2 separate regions of the Mus musculus genome follow, and region 2 is linked to region 1. A link is a loop called in an ENCODE intact Hi-C map of the cell type or tissue named here. Cell type or tissue: heart. All regions are shown on one strand. Each heading gives the region's core, and the rest is flanking DNA. Links, peaks and the distances in the headings are about the cores only. Region 1 holds the start of Mir7655 (microRNA 7655). Region 2 holds the start of n-TNgtt9 (a tRNA gene).

Region 1 (8,910 bases), core at 2,140-4,639:
GAATTTCTGTCTAGGATGCCTTTAGAGCTTGTGGATGTTACATAACCCTTAGACATGCAGAGCTGTGTTTTTTCCTGTGATGCAACAACACTTAAAACTGGCTTTAAAGGGAGTCATCAATATAATGTAGAGTCCATTTTCCATTTTTTACTGACATTGAACATTTGCATCTCTGTTATAATTAAAGTGATTAAAGTGACATTCTGCTGTCAGTTTTTAGGACACAATAAGATTATGTAAGTGACGATTTTCAACATGATAAGAGGAAAATCAGTTTTGGAAATGGAAGAGTCCTTAAAGAAATGAGACATATCTGCAACTGAAAAAAAAGAGAAAAGAAAAGAAAGAGAAGAAAAGAACAAATTAAGCTTAATTGCTAAATAGTATTTGGACCAAAGAAGGTCACTTTTTAAGATTTAAATGTTTTCCTCTATGAAAGGGGCCACTCCTTCCCAAATCCAGAAACAAGCCCAAGAATATAATTAAGTGCATTGTGTCCCAGAAAGAATGAGTTTGACAAATTCATTTTTATTCCTTCAATTAATAAACTGTTTGTCTAGCCACCTAAGATTTTTAAAATCAATAATGTGTATATTTGGCATTGTACAGTAGTAGTGCCAAGGACCAACATGACCCCATAGTGGACTCTTAGGAAGCCTAACATTCCTGGTGAATTAAACCCACAAGCCTCAGATCTTTTTGTCAGTCTTACTTTACTGTGCAATTGAGAGCCAGAATGTAGGGAATTTTTATGTGGTGGCACTTTAGCACAATTAAAAAAGCAGTCATCTTTGGCCTAAGCAGAGAAGGGAAATATGACATAATATTAAAGAAAGGTTTTACAAAGACTGGCCAGGAATGCTGCTTGTCCCTCTCTGTCCCCACCCCACTCTTCTTTCCTGACCATTTGCTGGTTTTCTCACACGTATATTCTGAGTTAATTTTTTCCCTTTAAAGGAGACAAAAACACCTAAGCGTGTAAAAGACAGACATAAAGAAGATTCATCTTCTGCTATCAACTCCCAAACAGATAAACCTGCAAAGCTATTCTAAATAGTCAAAGGCTTATCAATAAAAAATGTAAACTGAAGAGGGGTGAAGTGTGAAACACTCAACAGACTGAAACTACTTCATCTTCTACCTCAATCTTCTCCTCTTCCATAGTTATACTTTAAATAGTTATACTTCTCATAATTATACTTTAAATGACTTCTCTGACATAAAATTTCTCCCCGAGCCTTAAAATGAGTGTTTTCCATGAGGAACTGCAGCTTTAGAGAGAAGACCTGTAAAATCAAAGTGTTCAGACGCAAACTACTTTTCAAAAGCAAAATCACACCGTCCACTACCCTTAACTGACTCTTACGGGGTCTTTTCAACATGCTGTTTACCCATCAGCTGTTAACTTCTTTTTCTAATTCAAAACTCTTGCCAAATGATGTCTTCATGATGACGTGTAAATATAATATTCCATCAGAGATCAATTCTAATTGTTTTTTTAAAATCCACCTTGGGAAACAGTGCTGCATAATACACAGATTCATAATTAGTGTTTTAGAGGAATTTCCCGCAAAGTCTATTATAAATCCTAAATCCAAATTACTTTTTCCTAGTGTGCTTTGGGCCACAGGCTGGAATTATTGCTTCACGAGCCTCATGCACGATGTCTTTGGTCTTGTCTACATGACCAGAATCACTTGTTGGAAATCTTTATTTTTAAAAAACTGACGTTTGCCAAAAATACTTTTCTCACATGCTTCACAAAGAAAAACAGTTTCTTAGGATGGGTTGCAAATTTATTTTACTTCCAAACCGTGGTTTACAGTAATAATGGATGTTTTTCCCTTTTGAAATTCCCTGTTATTCTGGAAATGCGTGTCACCTTACCAGGCCCCTTTTTGTTAGGACCCTTCCTTTTAAAATCAGACTTCTTGTACACAACAAAGAGCTGAGTAGTAACAAATACGGACAGAAAAACGTGATTTTCCGAACTCCTTCGAACCCTAACATTCATTTGCGAATCTATACATTATAGATGTTTTAAATATATAATCTGCTCTAATTCCGGTACGGAGCGGGGGAGGAACATTTGTCGTTTATCTAGTGGTGATTTTTAAAACGTATCAATGTGGCTTTCCCTTCTAACGTGAGCAGCAGGCTCCATTCAGCAGTACGTTGTGAAGACGCCTTTCTACGAGGTCAGCGGCAGGGAACCCCCTCCTTGCAGGCCCACGGAGCGTCATAAACCCGGCAGGGCGAGTCTTTAGGAGCTCCGTGGGCCGCAGGCGGAAGTGGAGGAGTCGCAGATCCACACACACACACACCTCCCCAGGCAAAAACACGCCACACGCTTCGGCTACGGCGCGGAACAATGGGAGCACCCAGGAGCCTCGGCCCCAGGGATTTCTCGCTTGCCGCCCAGCTCCGGCCTCCCGACCGCCGCCACCTCCTTGGCCCGGCCCTTTCCCGCCTGCTACATGTGGCGCTTCATTTGGTGATCCCAGCTTTAACAGTTGCCTCCCTCCTATGTTATAAACGTATTTTTTCCTATCTCTCCCTTGGTCTCCAGAAGTGGTCTTCACGTCTCTTTGCCAGCGTTAGGCTGAGTTGCTGTCTCCTTCCGGGGGGAAAAAAAGACTTCCCCCAGAAATCCAAATCTAGAAGGAAATACAGCACCACCTTTGTTTAACTATAACTACACTGTGCCGTGTTAGAAATAAAATCCGAAGCGCGTCGCTCGTCCTAACCAGCGAACAACCAACTCCTATTTCCTCCTCTCAATTCAGTTGTTTTAAACTCTCCAACGAATGCCTTCGGTGGAGAAGATGTGCCCAGGCCGACGCAGAAAGCAGGGTTTTTATCTTAAGCCTCCTGGGGCTGGGGAGAAAGTAGCAGGACGGGGAGCTTCCAGGGCACAAAGCAGCCCGACTGGAAGGGGAGGCGAGCGGGCGGCCGGGCGGCGGCGCAGGCCCTCGGGCCGGCGGCCGCGAGTCGGGCCGCCAGAGGCGAAGGACTTAAATAGCGAGGGCTGAAGGGGGCGGCGGGCCCGCGCGTGACGATACTTTCCGAGGAAGGCTGGGGCTGCCGAGGAGTTTGCAGGTCGGCCTCACCCTCGTCCCCCCACCCCCAGAGGGAAAAAAAAGTTGAAGGGAGGCGGGGAGAGGAGCCACCCCGTTTCCTCCCCCGGATTCTGCGGAAGGGTTGGGGCGGCGCGGCCAAGGAGAGGGCGCGGGACGAGCGGGCCAATGGCAGTCAACAGGTCCAGGCCTAGGCTGGGCCGCGGGCCCGGCCTCCCGCCGCCCCGGGCCCTCCCCGCCCCCGCGGCCCCGCAGCGCCCAGCACCCCGCCCGGCCGGCCTGGCCGGCCGCAGTCTCCGCAGCCCGGGCCCGCGTGGGGGCGGGGCGGGGCGGGGCGGGGCGGGGGTTCCCCGGCGGAGAATCCTCCCGCGGGGCTCGGCGCAGGGGGAGGGGCTGGCGGCGCAGGGGGAGGGGCCGCGAGCCGGGCTTGGAGGAGCAGGAAGGGCTCCGGCTCCACAAGAGCGCGGCCCGCGCGGGGCATCCTGGGTAAAAAGTGGCCGCGCCGCACCGGGAGAGCCGAGAGGAGCCGAGGTCAGAGGTCAGGGCCCTGGAGTCCGGCGCGCAGGCCCCCCACCACCACCACCACCACGGGAACGCAGCGAGCGGGAGGAACCTTTTTGTTTTCCACCGCGCCAGCGTGCTCCCCTATTGACTGGGCTGCTGGAGACGAGCTGAGTTGCGACTCTGCTCAGCCTACCCCACCCCCTCCGCCGCCAACAGGCAGCCCAACTCTCCCCTTCCCCTCAACTCATCCCAGCCCCCCGCATGGGGCTGGCAAGAACGCAGTAAATTTGCTTTAACAACAAGTGGGGGTGGTTGCATTTACTCCTCCCTCTCGTCCCCCTCCCCCTCGCCGCGGCTCTTGACACTACTACAAACCAGGACTATAAACATAAACATGTGTCACTGTAACAGGGCAGGTAATATACGCATTTCGAGGTGGGGTGGGGGGCTTGGTCGCCTCTTGGGGGATGGTTAAAAAAAAGTTTCACGTGCTCGACGTCTTTGCTGCCCCCCCCCCCAACGCGGATCCATTTATATAGAATGAAGAGAGCGCTCAGTCACTTAGTCACACAAATCCACAAAAGCAGACTTGCCAATAAACAGAGTACCCCCAAAGCAAATATATTTAAATACCATCCCTCTCCTTCCTCGGCCACCGCTGCCATTTCTTCTATTAGCAAGCAGTAGCATAATAATCAAATCCTCTTTTAAAATACTCATTTTAGGATAGCGATAGAGATCAACTTTAGACCTAAATCGAACACCACTCTCTTCCCATGGAACAGTACCTACTACACGGTCTGTGCGCAGAGACTTCTTTAAACAACAAGAAAGGTTGGTTTAAAAATGAGTTCGAGACCTTGTATGCAAAGGTTATTTCCTGGGCTGGGTCTTCATGCTTTTTCCAACTTCTGCAAGTTGCCGAGCCAGGCGCACTGCAGATTCGTCACCACAGCCTTTATTATTTAGCCTATTTACATTGCATCTCAACTTTGCTCTCATTCTTAGTTCAACAACCCCAGCAATCTACCAGTTAAGAAACAGTAAAGTGAATCCCATTGCAAGCTTTTCCCTTGAAATCCAGAGAGAAACAAAATGTTCAGATGGGGGAAGTGGTTCCCTTTGTTCTTTCATTGTTTCTCTAGGAACTGGTGGATACAAGGACAAACACTTACCTTCTCTTCTTTTTCCTCCAAAAACCAGACGCTCCCATCAGCCTTAAAATACACAATCCACCTTGAAAGTAACTAGGAACGTCGGGAGAGCTTATATTCCATTCTTTTTTCGCTCTCTGCCCTCTTTTAGCGTAGGATTAGGTTGCGGAGCACGTTGCTGCATGCTGTAGCCCCCGCCTTAGTGAATCGGTCACGTTTAGGACCTTCTAAGTCCACCTAATTCTGCCAGTAGAATTGAGGGTATTGGATCTCTAAACTTTCAAAAGGGAAGGGGCCTGCAACTCTCCAGAAAACTTAGAAATACCCTGAAGGGGGTTTTTTTGGTTTTTTTTTTTTTTGTTGTTGTTGTTGTTGTTTTAACATTTGATTTTTGTACCACCTCACCAAATAGTTTGCTTTGAAATAAAAACAAAATCTTTCTTCAAGGAAAGTATATTATATTGTTGTTCGGCTTCTGCTCAGCAAATCATTACTTAGTCCAAGTAAAGGGCAGATTTGTATAGGCATTTGACGGAATGAGTGCATTTTCCATAATATGTCCTTTGCCACGTGTTTTTAAAAACAAACAAAACACAACCACAGAGAAAAGGAGACAGAAGTTTGAATCGAAATGTTGTAGAACAACTTTAGCCAAAGCATTTATGTGGAAATTACTAGTATGGAATTGTTGTCTGGATTTGAAAACTAAGGTTTCCTAAGTTAGCAGACTTTATTTTTACTCTATAATCACAAAATTAAAAGCCAAATTTTCTTACTGGTGTTTCGTGATCATGCTGATGGGGATGAGCGTTCCTGACCACGTTTAAATCTGATCATGATGTGATTTGCTGATGTCATGAATATGAAATGATACACATCCATAAAAATCAAACTTGTGATTTTTTTTTTTTTTTAGTCTCCCTCTTTTTTTGGGTGTTCCCAGTAGCTGAAAGTGGAAGACAGTGATTGGCTCCAGGGTTCCAAGGAGGAGGATTTGGGCTGAAGCCAAGGGAACGGAACCAGAGGAGTCCCTTTCCAGGGACCATCCCACTGCTTCTGTGTCATCTCCCTCTTACTCTGGGTGCTCAGGATTTTACTGTATCTTCAGCAGACCCTAGCTAGGCCTCAACACTCAGTATAATCACTTGTTTCTCCAAATTTGGCCTCCGTGTAAAATAAACAAAAAACTTGGGTAATCCCACTAAATGTTGGTTCCTGTGATCTGTGTATTATTTGATAGGAGAAGATGAACTCTGCATTCTGTGAGTTTGTCCCCTGTGTTCAGGATCACTTGTGAAAGGTCCATGTGTCTCATAGGAAAATATTGCAACAAAATAAGATAATTGGGGGGAAAGGCAGTTGCAGTAGGAAAAGTGGCTTTTCTCTGATAGCATTTAATTGGAATTAAAAGATTCTTAAGCTGAAGCATTCTTTATTTATTCAGCACACATAAGCAGGCATTGTTTTATCACTACCATAATTATGGTGTCCTTTAAACTGGCTGATAGCAGGAAAGATAAGGGAATGTGGCTGCAGATTCAAATCAAGTCTTACTCCTCCCCCACCTTTCTTCCCTCCTCTTGTGTACCCCCCCCATTCTTTCCTTGGTCACTAGGGTCCCCACAGCCCTTGAGATGAGAAAAGCAGGAAGACTGTGGCCTGGCCATTTCTTACATCATGGAAGTGATTTGTACCACACTCCAATTTAATGCAATCTGTAACCTTCTCTCCTGTGCTTACAAATGTTTAGCTTGCAATATTCAGTATTCATATCTGAAGAGTTGCCTAGTGCTCACCTGCATAAAATCTCATCCACTAAGGTCCCCAGCTTTACCTTTGTCTCATTTAGAAAGCACACTCTTAGGGCTTCTTCAGAACAAAGCCTCACAAAACCCCTTTACCTCCAAGGATTTGCAAATTTATAAAGGCTGCATTGAATTCTAGATGGGTCAGGGGGCAAAAAAAGGGTAGAAGGTCACTGCATTCTGATTATGGGTCAATAGACAACATGGCATATACTCTGTGTCCCAAAGTTCTGTTAAAGACAGGATTTTTTTTAAACGTCTAAGAACAGAAGGATGGACCTATTGGAAGACTTGCCCTGATATATTTGAATGAGATTTTTTAAAAAAGAAGAAAAAGGAGTTTAAAGAAAATATGCTAAGTTATAGTTTATTCCTCATTTTAGCTAATTATTCTTCTCCTCTTACCATTTTCACCTCCAAAAAAGGAGAGAAGACAGTATGTCAGAAAAGTTTAGCTAAAGAGCTGTTTAGTCTGTTTTGTCCTAACTCTTCAACCTATTCAGCCATATGAGACTATTATTTTAAACTTATATTATTATTATCATTATTATTAGACTTTAGTTAACAGTTTAAGAGATGTCTCTTATTCTTCTAACCACTGTGCCTACATTGTTGGGCCCTTTGTGATATTCCTCCCTCTTTTCTGTCTGAATTCACTTTGAACAAAATGTACCCAGCAATCACTAAAACAAATGTATATGGTGAAGAGTTAGCCGGTGGTGGTCGTGGTGTGTGTGATCCTCATTTAAATTATGTATGTATGGGGGAGAGCCTGGATGAAAAAGGATTATTTTAATGCCCTTCAATACTTTAATTATATAACAGTTGTAGTGTAGAAATGCAAAAGTACTCTTAGGTTTTCCTTTAGATTTTCAAAAGAACTTTCCCCATTAGTAAACTTGCTGTTGCATTTCCCAGCTAACCCTTTAAAAGACTGTGAATGCCTTGTGCATTACTTCGCTCCAGAGGAAAGAGGTCAGACTGAATTGCTATGGTATTTAAACATAAAATACAGTGAAAATAAATCAAAATAGAGCATCGGAAGGTGGATTTAGCACACTCATATGGGATAAGTAAAGACAAATATGTTCAGATCATCACAGTCTATCACTTTAAAAACTGAAAGTGCTGCTTTTTTTTTTAACAATAAATGTAGAAATAAGTGAACATTAAGAATACACTTGAAACTGTATTTGCTACAGAGGATTTTCCTTTAGCAAGCAGCCTTGTTTTCAAAGCAAGAATACTTTTCAAGATACTGTAGAATTTGTATTCCAACCTGAGTAAATGGCCACATCTCATTAACACACTCAATGGACATCACATGCACATTGTGATAAATTCACAATTATCCCCTAGCCTTACACACACACACATATATGTACATGTTCATTTGAGCATATCCCCCTACATATGTATATATGTTTGAGAAACATAGAAGTTGATATATCCTCTTTTAAAAAGAATTTGAATACAGTCCATCATCTGAATTGGGTTCATCTTTGATTGCAGAGGCAGCTGACATGGTCAACAAATTTATCAAAGAAACCCCCTGGCTTTTGAAGAATAGTACTTCATACATCTGGATCTGCACATCCAGGCAAACTAAGTAAATTATTGCATAACTTTAAGCATAATTGATAACAGATACCTTTAATTTTTCATCCCTATTCTTTTGGCCAGCTTTCGCATTAATAATCTAAGCCATAAATGTTGGTAGCTATTGATCGAAATCCCCGGTGTGCATGCAAATCCATCTTAAAGTCCCCTGCCTTTCATGTGCAAGCGCTCAGGGGCCTCTGCTGGGTCTTTTTATCGGATCGACCCCCAATGTGCCTGGAGAAGACCCCGGATATGCAACGTGTGCTGATGTCCATAAGAAAGCTGTCTGTCACATTCTGTGAGTGTGTGTGTGTGAGTGTGTATGTGTGTGTGTGTGTGTGTGTGTGTGTACACCCGGTGCTGGAGCCTTAACACACACTAGGATAGAGAAGTTACAGGAACAAAAGAATGTATTAGACAAAAAGACAGATGTGTAATATGCGTGTTTAAGATGTATAAATGTAAAGGGTCATCTCTTTGTGCATACAGACACTTTCTAAGTCGCACAGAGATAGGTCCCCAAGCCCCTTGTTTCTTGCCTTATTTCTAACTGATCCCTCAGATTAGACCTTCAGTTTACAAATAATGCTCAATATTGTACTCGTTTCCAAAAGCACCTATATTCTCAGTTTTAAAAGGTAGAGAGAAAAGATAGAAAGATAAATTTGAAATGTTTACTAAAGCATGCTCCCATGTGCAGGGGAACTAAGAGAGGGGGGTGGATCTAAACAAGAATCAGGAACAACTCAAAGTACCTCTCCCCTCCCC
Region 2 (8,910 bases), core at 3,709-6,208, 530 kb before region 1:
GTAGCCCTGGCTGTCCAGAGACTTACTCTCTAGACTGCTGGCCTTAGACTCACAGTGATCCTCCTGCCTCTGCCTCCTGAGTGCTGGGATTAAGGACATCCACCTGGCAGATTTGGGGTTTCATTGAAAGAACACCCTCTAATTAAATCAAAGCTTTATTTTTTTTTCTTTGTTTTTTAAAGCAGAACTATTGATCTTTAAATTTTAAGTGACATATTTGTTTAGCAGTTTAGGCAAAAACATGTGTTATTTTCCCAAAGACTTCTGAATGAGACAAAACAAGATTTATTCCCTGGCACTGGAGTAAGCAGAAGGATTGAGTCAAAGAGCTTTTCCCCCACCCCCACCATGCTGGGTCCATGCTCTCCTCTGGTTTCCCCATGACACCTACCCTCATCCTTAGTGAAGTTTCTTTCTTTGGCATCTGCTTTCTTGATTTCATAGAAGCAAATAAAAAAATAGTTTAGCTATTCTAATTTGTAGAAGGATATTTAGTTTTGTTTTTGTTGTTGAGTCAGGGTCTCTTCTAGCTTAGGCTGAACTGGAACTCACTGTAGCTGAGGGGGACTCGGAGCCTGGCTCTCTTGCCTCTGCCTCCCAAAGGTTGGAGGCACAGGTGTGTACCAGTACAATGGGCTTAATGCCTAATAGACTAACTTTAAAGAGTTCGGCAGGAAACTTGGACAGTTCTCTTGTTAGTGACCATCCCTTGCAGCATGCTAAATAAGGTGGTTTTTTTGTTTTGTTTTGTTTTTGTGGGGGTGACACTTCAGTGCTAGAACTAACAGGTGATTAGAGTTTCTGTTTATTATCTGGTAAAAAAAAATAATTTTGGATTTTCTCATTTGAGAAGAGAAAGAGAGAATGTCTAAGCGGTCTGGCCAGTGTATTACTGTGTTTTCCTTTGTTTATCTTTTCTCATATATCATTCTTTATTAATAATAAAATGAAGACAACCATCTGAGTAATTTCACGGAAAGTTCCAAGTGATAGGATTTTAAAAGTGAATTTAAAAAGTGATATCCAAAGACCTTTCTGAAATGTCTTGAGTCCTTTAGGTGTTCTGGACCTAACAGTTACCTACAGACCCCTCTTTCTCATTTGCAGCTAGCTGCCTGCCAAACTGATCAGCTGACCCCGTCCGTCCGAGGGTGAGCTTTCACAGGAAGAAAGGGTTTGGCAAGTGGAAAGCATGACTTGTGTCACAGAGCTCCTTAGCATCTCTATAAATCAGGTATAAAATGTGACTCACACAGGTCTCCATCCTTTCTTGCTCTGAGTGAGGTCTGACTACCATCCTCCTTTAACGGGTGTCTTAGAGCACAAGAGTCCGATTAGTGTTTAAACTTGCTGTTAGAACACAGCTCCAACTCAATCGCTCCTTTTAAACAGCTTAGTTGTACTGCTTCTCAAATTCAGTAACTGAAAATGCTAATGTCTAGCACATGGAGTTGGAAGAGATCCTGGGAGCTGCTACCTGTCTTGGAATGAAGTTGGAGTCTTTCCCGAAAGCCCTGCTATCTCCAAGGTAGCCTGGGCTCTGTAAATCCTCTTGGTCTGGTTTGCCTTGTCTGGTAAGACACGTGGGGCCATTTGCACAGATGTTCTTTCTGTTTCTCTCCCAGGAGAAAATTAAATATATAGTTTCATTAATCTGTACAAGCCAGCCTCCACTGATAGGCAAGTTCCTGAGAAAGGTAAATCTGTAGTTGAGTGATGTACAATATACAAAAAGGGACAAAATGCCCAGTCCTGTTCAGTTTCAGTAATTTAAAAATCTGAGTGCTAATACAACAATGAGAATTGCTTTTCTTAGGTTGCCCTAAAATTTAAGGGGAAAATGTTTCTAAAATTAATTTAATAGATTTAGTTGTACCTTCAAAGTTGTACGTAAATATTAAGGCCTAAGATCACAAACATTCAGGTGGCAGCTTATGCTGTCCTTTTAGCATCTTAGTTAAGTAGGCATCTTTTACACAGCAGAGATGTTAACAGATTAAGGTAAGATGTCGTGGTTCCATTCAGTATTTTTTTTAATTATATATATATATACATACATATATATATATATGTGTGTGTATATATATATATATATATATATATATATATATACACTCTCTTTTAAAGTATTTTCAAATGTGGTGATACACAAAAACTAAACTGAACTAACCATTATTTAAAATGTTAACAAGAGGCTGGAAGGCAGTTTTCAAAAGCACAGCAATTCTCAACACGGACATTTCCCCCCCGCCCCCCCCCCCATTAGTTTTTCTCTTGGATGGCTCCTGTCTCTTTTTAGAAGTGAAAATGTTAGTGCTGTGATGTTTGAGCCAGGAAGAGAAATGGGCAAGAAAGATGTAGATATGAACAGGATCCCTGTTAATATTCTCAGCAGGAGAGTAAATATTTAATGAAGGGGTTGTGAAGTCCAAGGTTGCAATCTGTTCTAACTAAATAGTCCGGAGGACAATAGCAGAGGAAAAACCCTCACTTTGAGTTTGAAGAGAAAGAGCCAGCATTTTCACGACTTTAGCATAGATGAATAGCTATTTTTAAAATAAGGTTTGAAGTCAACACCATGCAGTTATATATGTCGTCAGTATGCTCCGGAAGGTTCCTAGTTTGTTTCAAATTCAGGATTTTTTCTTTTTTCATGTGCACATTTAAAAGTGCGTTGAAAGCTGAGAGGTCCAGTTGGGCGTGAGTTCCCAGCTGTTTAACATTTCAGGCTACTTCGCTGTTGAATGGCTCTAAAGCCAATTTAAGTTGTCATCACGCAATTGGCGGGCTCGAAATGTTGGTTGAACCCAAGCACTTCGTTCACAACTTAAGTCCCGATATCGACCGGTTTTTTTTTTTTTTTTCTCCCCGAAGGCTTGAGGCCAGAGTAATTTGTGACAAAACCGGAAATATCAAGTTCTTCAGGGGAAACTATAATTTCTTGGAAGCGGGAACAGTGGGAGCAAAATTACGATTCTGAACAGTATTGAAAAGGCACCAAGTAAACTTTCACAAAAGGGAAAGATTTTCCTGCGGAATATTTCCAGGGACAGAGTATGCTTGCAAGCCGTGATTCTGAGCTAAATAAAATGTGCCCAGTTAATCATAAGTCCTATCTTTTTTTTAGTTCTGTAATTTCTTTTTTTCAAAAAGCCAGCGAGGAGAGTTCAATGGCGAGGCTTACACGCAGGTGAAGAGGTCTCAGCAGAGAGAATCAAGGACCCATTCAGCAATTGGCCGCAAGCCTCGCAGGACACGTCGTAACGAAATGTTACTGGGACAATCGCACTGAGTAAAGTCGCAACGCAAACAGGGTTTGAATACGTGTTTTAGTAAAACCTGAATCTAAAAAGCAAAAGGCACGCATACAGTCAGACGGCCTCGAAGAGGCTTAGTAAGTAACGTAAGGTCAGCGGGAAAACCGCAAAAACAGAAACAAAGGAAAACTCAGCCTGCAAGCTGACCATTACAAGTCCTTACAAAAGGTAATTAATTAGAAGCTGTCATCTTACTGCAACAGAACCTTCCAAGCTGGGGTTGGGAGGAGGGGAGAGCCACAGTGTTTTAATCCACGCAGTGACCTGTAATTCTCCTCCATCTTGAGGCATAATTTTCCAATATGCTTCAGAAGTAGAGGGGGAACTCGAAAGGATTAAGAACCTTTAGTAACATTTCTGCTTCAAATAGGAGTCAGGCAGTAGGAAAAAAATGTGTCACAGAACCTTTATTATTCTTCATAAGAGCCTTGCCTGGAGCAGCTAGGAGCGCCAAAGTCTCTGTGGCGCAATCGGTTAGCGCGTTCGGCTGTTAACCGAAAGGTTGGTGGTTCGAGCCCACCCAGGGACGCCTTTCCTTTTTCTCTTTTAAACAAAGCTTGTCTGCGGCTTTTTCTACCCTGTATACTTCCACTGTCAAATTCAAACAAACTGAAGTCTAACGTTCCGCATCTATTCTAAGCTATCTTTCAGAAATCAAATTTGTTACAATGAAGCCCAGCTTCAGCCCTTTTGGTTTTTCCGCTCTAAAGTCTTAGATATTTATAGAAAATGGAATAAACCTGAAAAGAAAACCTATTATACGGTCTCATAACTAAATTTCTAAAAAAAACGAAAGAACTTAAAGCAAGAAAAATTAAAGGGAAAGTTACTTTCATATTTTGCTCACACATTACGAGTGCACAAAGTGCCCCCCCCCAATAGATACTTTAGGAAAATAACCATAGTTACATCATAATAATTCAGTCTTGAGTACAGATTATAGGAATCTAAAGCCAGTTTTAAGAAAAAAGTAAAGATTGGTGTATCAGCTATCAGTAGGTACTTGTCTACAGCACAGGTTTCTTGAGAAGCTGAAGCAATGGAATAACCCTAACCCAAGAGTTTGAGGTCACCTGTCTATTTAAAACAAGGAAGAAAAAGGAACCAGTAACTTTGAGTAGGATTAACAATATTTTAATTGGGAGATTCATTCTTTAAATTTTTATTTCTGCATATACATGCGCATACATACATATTCTCTATTTGTTCTGGGTTTACATACTAATTCTTTTTGCGTATGTGTATAAGTATGCAATATTAATTTATACTTTTAAAAGACAATTTATTCTATGTGGATTGGTGCTTTGCCTGCATATATGTCATTGTGAGTGTGCCAGCTATCTTAGAACTAGAGTTGCAGACAGTGGTGAACTGTCTTGTGGGTGCAGGGAATTGAACCCAGGTCTTCCGGAAGAACAGCCGGTGCTCTTAACTGCTGAGTCATCTCTCCAGACCCTGTATGTTTATTCTTATCAGTTTATGATGCTGCAACTAAATTCTCTAGGCTGTGTAATTTACAAAAAATAAAGATTAGCTTACACTTGTGAAGGATAGGCAGACAGGGCTACAGCCTGTCAGGGGTATTCTAGTGGGAACTCTGCAGAAATGCAAGAAGCATCGCATGCTAAGGGAGGGCAAGCTGGACCGCTCAGATCTCTCTTCTTTGGCTTACAAAGCCACCAGTGTCCTCCTGGGAGGGGGAAGGGAAGTCACCCTCCTGACTTGTGGTTCTCATTACCTCCCAAGGGTTCCATCTCCAAATATTCCCATAAGACTCAAGTTCCCATAGCGCTTAAGTTTCCAAGGCATGACTGCCAGGGGCATGCCCAAACGGTAGCATTAGCAAAGTCTGGTGGCTGTTGAGTGCCACCTACTTGCCAGGCATTGTCGCAATCAGTCCTCGGTCAGTGTCACTGAGGCTGCAGAGAAGAGCTCAGTACAGCAGAGCCTCGTGCCTGATGTCACTGTTAGCTTTGAACTCAGCTCAGGCACAAAGCCCATGCATGTTCCACTGTCACACTGCCCACCTCCAAAGTCGTGACTTGATTACTTAATGTAAAACCAAAATAGATATTTTAATTTTTTTTACATGAAGTTTCATTAATATCTTGCTCCCCATGTCATGCAGGGAGTTTAGAAACTTTGTAGAATGTAATAGGACATTATTAGATTATGTGTTATGTGTTCGCCGTATTGCTCGATTTGATTCAAAATGAAATTCGTGTGGGGATGTGGAATCTTCACATGAACTGGGGTCTCTAGGTTCAGGAGCAGCTTGTTGGCATTTAATCGGAAGGGGGCAAGACTGAAGATTGGAACAGGCCAGGCAAAATACGCAGGAAAAGCCAAAGGGCTAGAGTCAGGCCATGAATCCTGGCGTTCAGGGACTCTGTCCCCAAGGCTGGTGTTCGGGAATCACCCACATAAACTCTCATCCAGACGGTTTTGTGAGATGTGCTCTGGGTCACCTCTCGTAAGCGGTAGTTTTCAGTTTGATCCGAAGTTTCTAAGGATCCTCGTCTTGTTGCGGGGGTGGTTTTGAGGCCAGGAAATAAAGAGGGGGGGGGGGGACCTGAACTTTGAGAACAAAGTTCCCCTCTAACAGAAGTAGATGATCGAATTGTGTGGGTGAGGGCTGAGCACACCGCCTTTCTTGGGACCATTGCATACAGATGGGAAACACAAGAAACATTCTGGAAAAACGGCAGACATGTTTACGGATGAATTGTTTTTGCAAACCTTTGTGTGTGTGTGTGTGTGTGTTTATAGATGAAGGGGCCCTCGGAGTCAGCACTGTGTTGACCATTCTTTTTTTTTTTTTTAGATTTTTTTATTAGATATTTTCTTTATTTACAATTCAAATGTTATCCCCTTTCCTAGTTTCCCCTCAAAAAAATCCCCTCCCCTCCCCCTGCCTCCCTGCCAACCCACCCACTCCTGCTTCCTGGCCCTGGCATTCCCCTGTACTGAGGCATAGAACCTTCACAGGACCAAGGGCCTCTCCCTCCATTGATTGCCGACTAGGCCATCCTCTGCTACATATGCAGCTAGAGCCATGAGTCCCTCTGTGTGTACTCTTTGGTTGGTGGTTTAGTCCCAGGGAGCTCTGGAGTTACTGGTTAGTTCATATTGCTGTTCCTCATAGGGGGCTGCAAACCCCTTCAGCTCCTTGGGTACTTTCTCTAGCTCCTTCATTGGGGACCCGTGTTGACCATTCTTGGTTGTCAACTTGATTACAAGCTGGAGTTAACTCAACCCAAGTTTGGGGCTCATCAGTTAAGAACTGACTGTTCTTCCAGAGCAATTCCTAGCATATGCGTGGCAACTCACAACCATGTCTAACTGTACTCACATGACATCTAATGCTCTACTCTGGTGGGCATACATGCAGACAAAACATCCACATACATAAAATGCATCACTAAATTAATTTTAAAACGTGAGTACTCCCATGAGGGATTTTCTTAATTAAATCATTTGAAGTGAAAAGACCCATCTTAAATCCAGATCTTCTGAGGTGGGAAGATCCACCTTGGGTCTGGGCCACAGTTCCTTGTGGCAGGCTATATCATGGGCACACGATTTGCAGGCTTGCCCTTACTGGCAAGTTCATTCCTTCACTGACATTACAGCCTACTTCTTTGAGATTTCAACATGTGCTGAGACATCTAACCTCACGGACTGGACTACTGGATTCTTGGACTTTCCACTGGGAGACAGCCATTGTTAGACTAGGTGGACCACAGCCTGTAAGCCCTTCTAGTAAACTGCCTTTATATATATTTATTCTACCATTTCCATGGCTCTAGAAAACCCTGACTAATGTAGACACTAATGCAACCTAGATTTATCAGAGGATCATGGGCAATGTCTCGGTGATAGACAGCATCCTTAATTTCATTGTTCACAGCTGTCGTTCCCTGTACCCATAAACAACCCTGCTCTTTTCTCAATGAAAAACCAGGCAAAGTCCAGAAGAAGTCCATCGTACAAGATATTTAACCAGTACTACTCAGATTGTCACATTCCTCAATGACAAGGAGAATCTGGGAAACTGTCATGGCTAAGAGGAGTCTTGGGATATGTGACAGAAAGCTTCTTTTGTCTTCTTGTCCCATTTCTCTTTAGGAACACGGGGACTGTAGATTCACACTATGACAGGATTACAGGTATGTCCTACAGTGTCTGGCTTTGAGTGGATTCTGGAGGGACCTGAATGGAGGTCTACCTAGTGATCTCTCCAGCCCAGTTTCTGATTCTTGGAAACAGTTTTCTGTTTTATGAGGAGTGGTATAAGGCACATACATACCTGAGAGGCAGAGAGATTTCTGTTTATCTGAGAGGCTCTGTGATTGTTACTGAGTTTTTGATGGTCCCACCCTGGATCTGGACTTCATGCTGAAACATGTTCATAACCAAATGAGATCTATCTTCCGTGGCTTCTGCCTTCCATGGCGGAGGCAAGAGAAATAACATTGCTTCTAACTCAATGAGTCCTTGGTCCTTTAAATTTCTCTAGATTCTACATATTTGGGGGTGAGGGTGGGGAGTCCTTATTTTACTCCTTATGTAGTTTTTCATAGGCAGCTAAAAGTAAAACCACTTGATGCTTTCAACACTCTGCCGATAAACAGCCTCTCCAGACCTCGGAGGGACACTAGAATCATCTCTGTTTCCTAAAGGTCCTACAGATAACAGCTTTCCCCATAGTCATCTGTGTGTGTTCACACCATGTATACACTAGCACTGCCCCCCACCCTTCCTTCAGCCTCTGAGAGCAACTTCATCTCTGCCTTTCAAGAGCCTGCTATGATCTCTGTAAGGATTTTCATTTTAGCCCATCTCCTGAGTCTAAGACAAATGTCACAGTTTTCATTCTCCGGTTCCAAGTTCTGTTTCTAATGGTCTCTAGTTGCAGAAGAAAACACTATAAAACCAGAGGCTTAAAAAGAACTTTCATTATGTCTGCAGCTCCACGGGTTGGCCAGACTCATCTAAGCAACAATTGTTACCTCTCCTTTGTGGGATCTCTCAGATGCTGCTGAGACTGGACCATTCAGCATCTCAGTGTCCCTTTCAGTTGCCTTTGTCCTGCGATCATCTCATTCCAGGGCTTTGTCTCTCTAAAGATGTAACCTATTTGTTTACTTTCTTTTTTTTTTATTATTGGATATTTTCTTCATTTACATTTCAAATGCTATCCTGAAAGTCCCCTATACCCTTCCCCCTGCCCTGCTCCCCTACCCACCCACTCCCACTTCTTGGCCCTGGTGTTCCCCTGTACTGGTGCACATAAAGTTTGCAAGACCAAGAGGCCTCTCTTCCCAATGATGGCCGACTAGGATACATATGCAGCTAGAGACACGAGCTCTGGGGTACTGATTTGTTTATTTTCTTCTCCTGTGCTCTCCCTCCCTTCCTCCCTCCTTCCCTCTCTTCTCTTCTCTTCTCTTCTCTTCTCTTCTCTTCTCTTCTCTTCTCTTCTCTTCTCTTCTCTTCTCTTCTCTCCTCTCCTCTCCTCTCCTCTCCTCTCCTCTCCTCTCCTCTCCTCTCCTCTCCTCTCCTCTCCTCTCTTCTCACCTTCCCTTCCTTC

Evidence for each region. Hi-C counts contacts between places; a loop is a spot of excess contacts. Peaks named below come from ENCODE experiments on the same cell type or tissue, not always from the same donor. Only the 100,000 strongest peaks of a DNase experiment are listed, where the experiment ranks them.
Region 2: it touches region 1 in a loop (2.5-fold over the local background); 2 of 42 quality-filtered maps call a loop at or near these places.

The regions. Positions count from the first base shown.
Region 1 is chr2:18,051,218-18,060,127 of GRCm38, reverse strand. Mir7655 (microRNA 7655) reads right to left here and starts at 2,282; the gene lies at 2,225-2,282. It also overlaps a transcript of Mllt10 not described here. In heart, for the core only: no CTCF peak of the experiment used is centred there; DNase peaks (open chromatin) are centred at 2,257, 3,167 and 3,507; H3K4me3 peaks cover 2,500 bases; H3K27ac peaks cover 2,500 bases.
Region 2 is chr2:18,581,980-18,590,889 of GRCm38, reverse strand. n-TNgtt9 (a tRNA gene) reads left to right here and starts at 3,773; the gene lies at 3,773-3,846. In heart, for the core only: a CTCF peak has its summit at 5,188; a DNase peak (open chromatin) is centred at 3,759; H3K4me3 peaks cover 412 bases; H3K27me3 peaks cover 500 bases.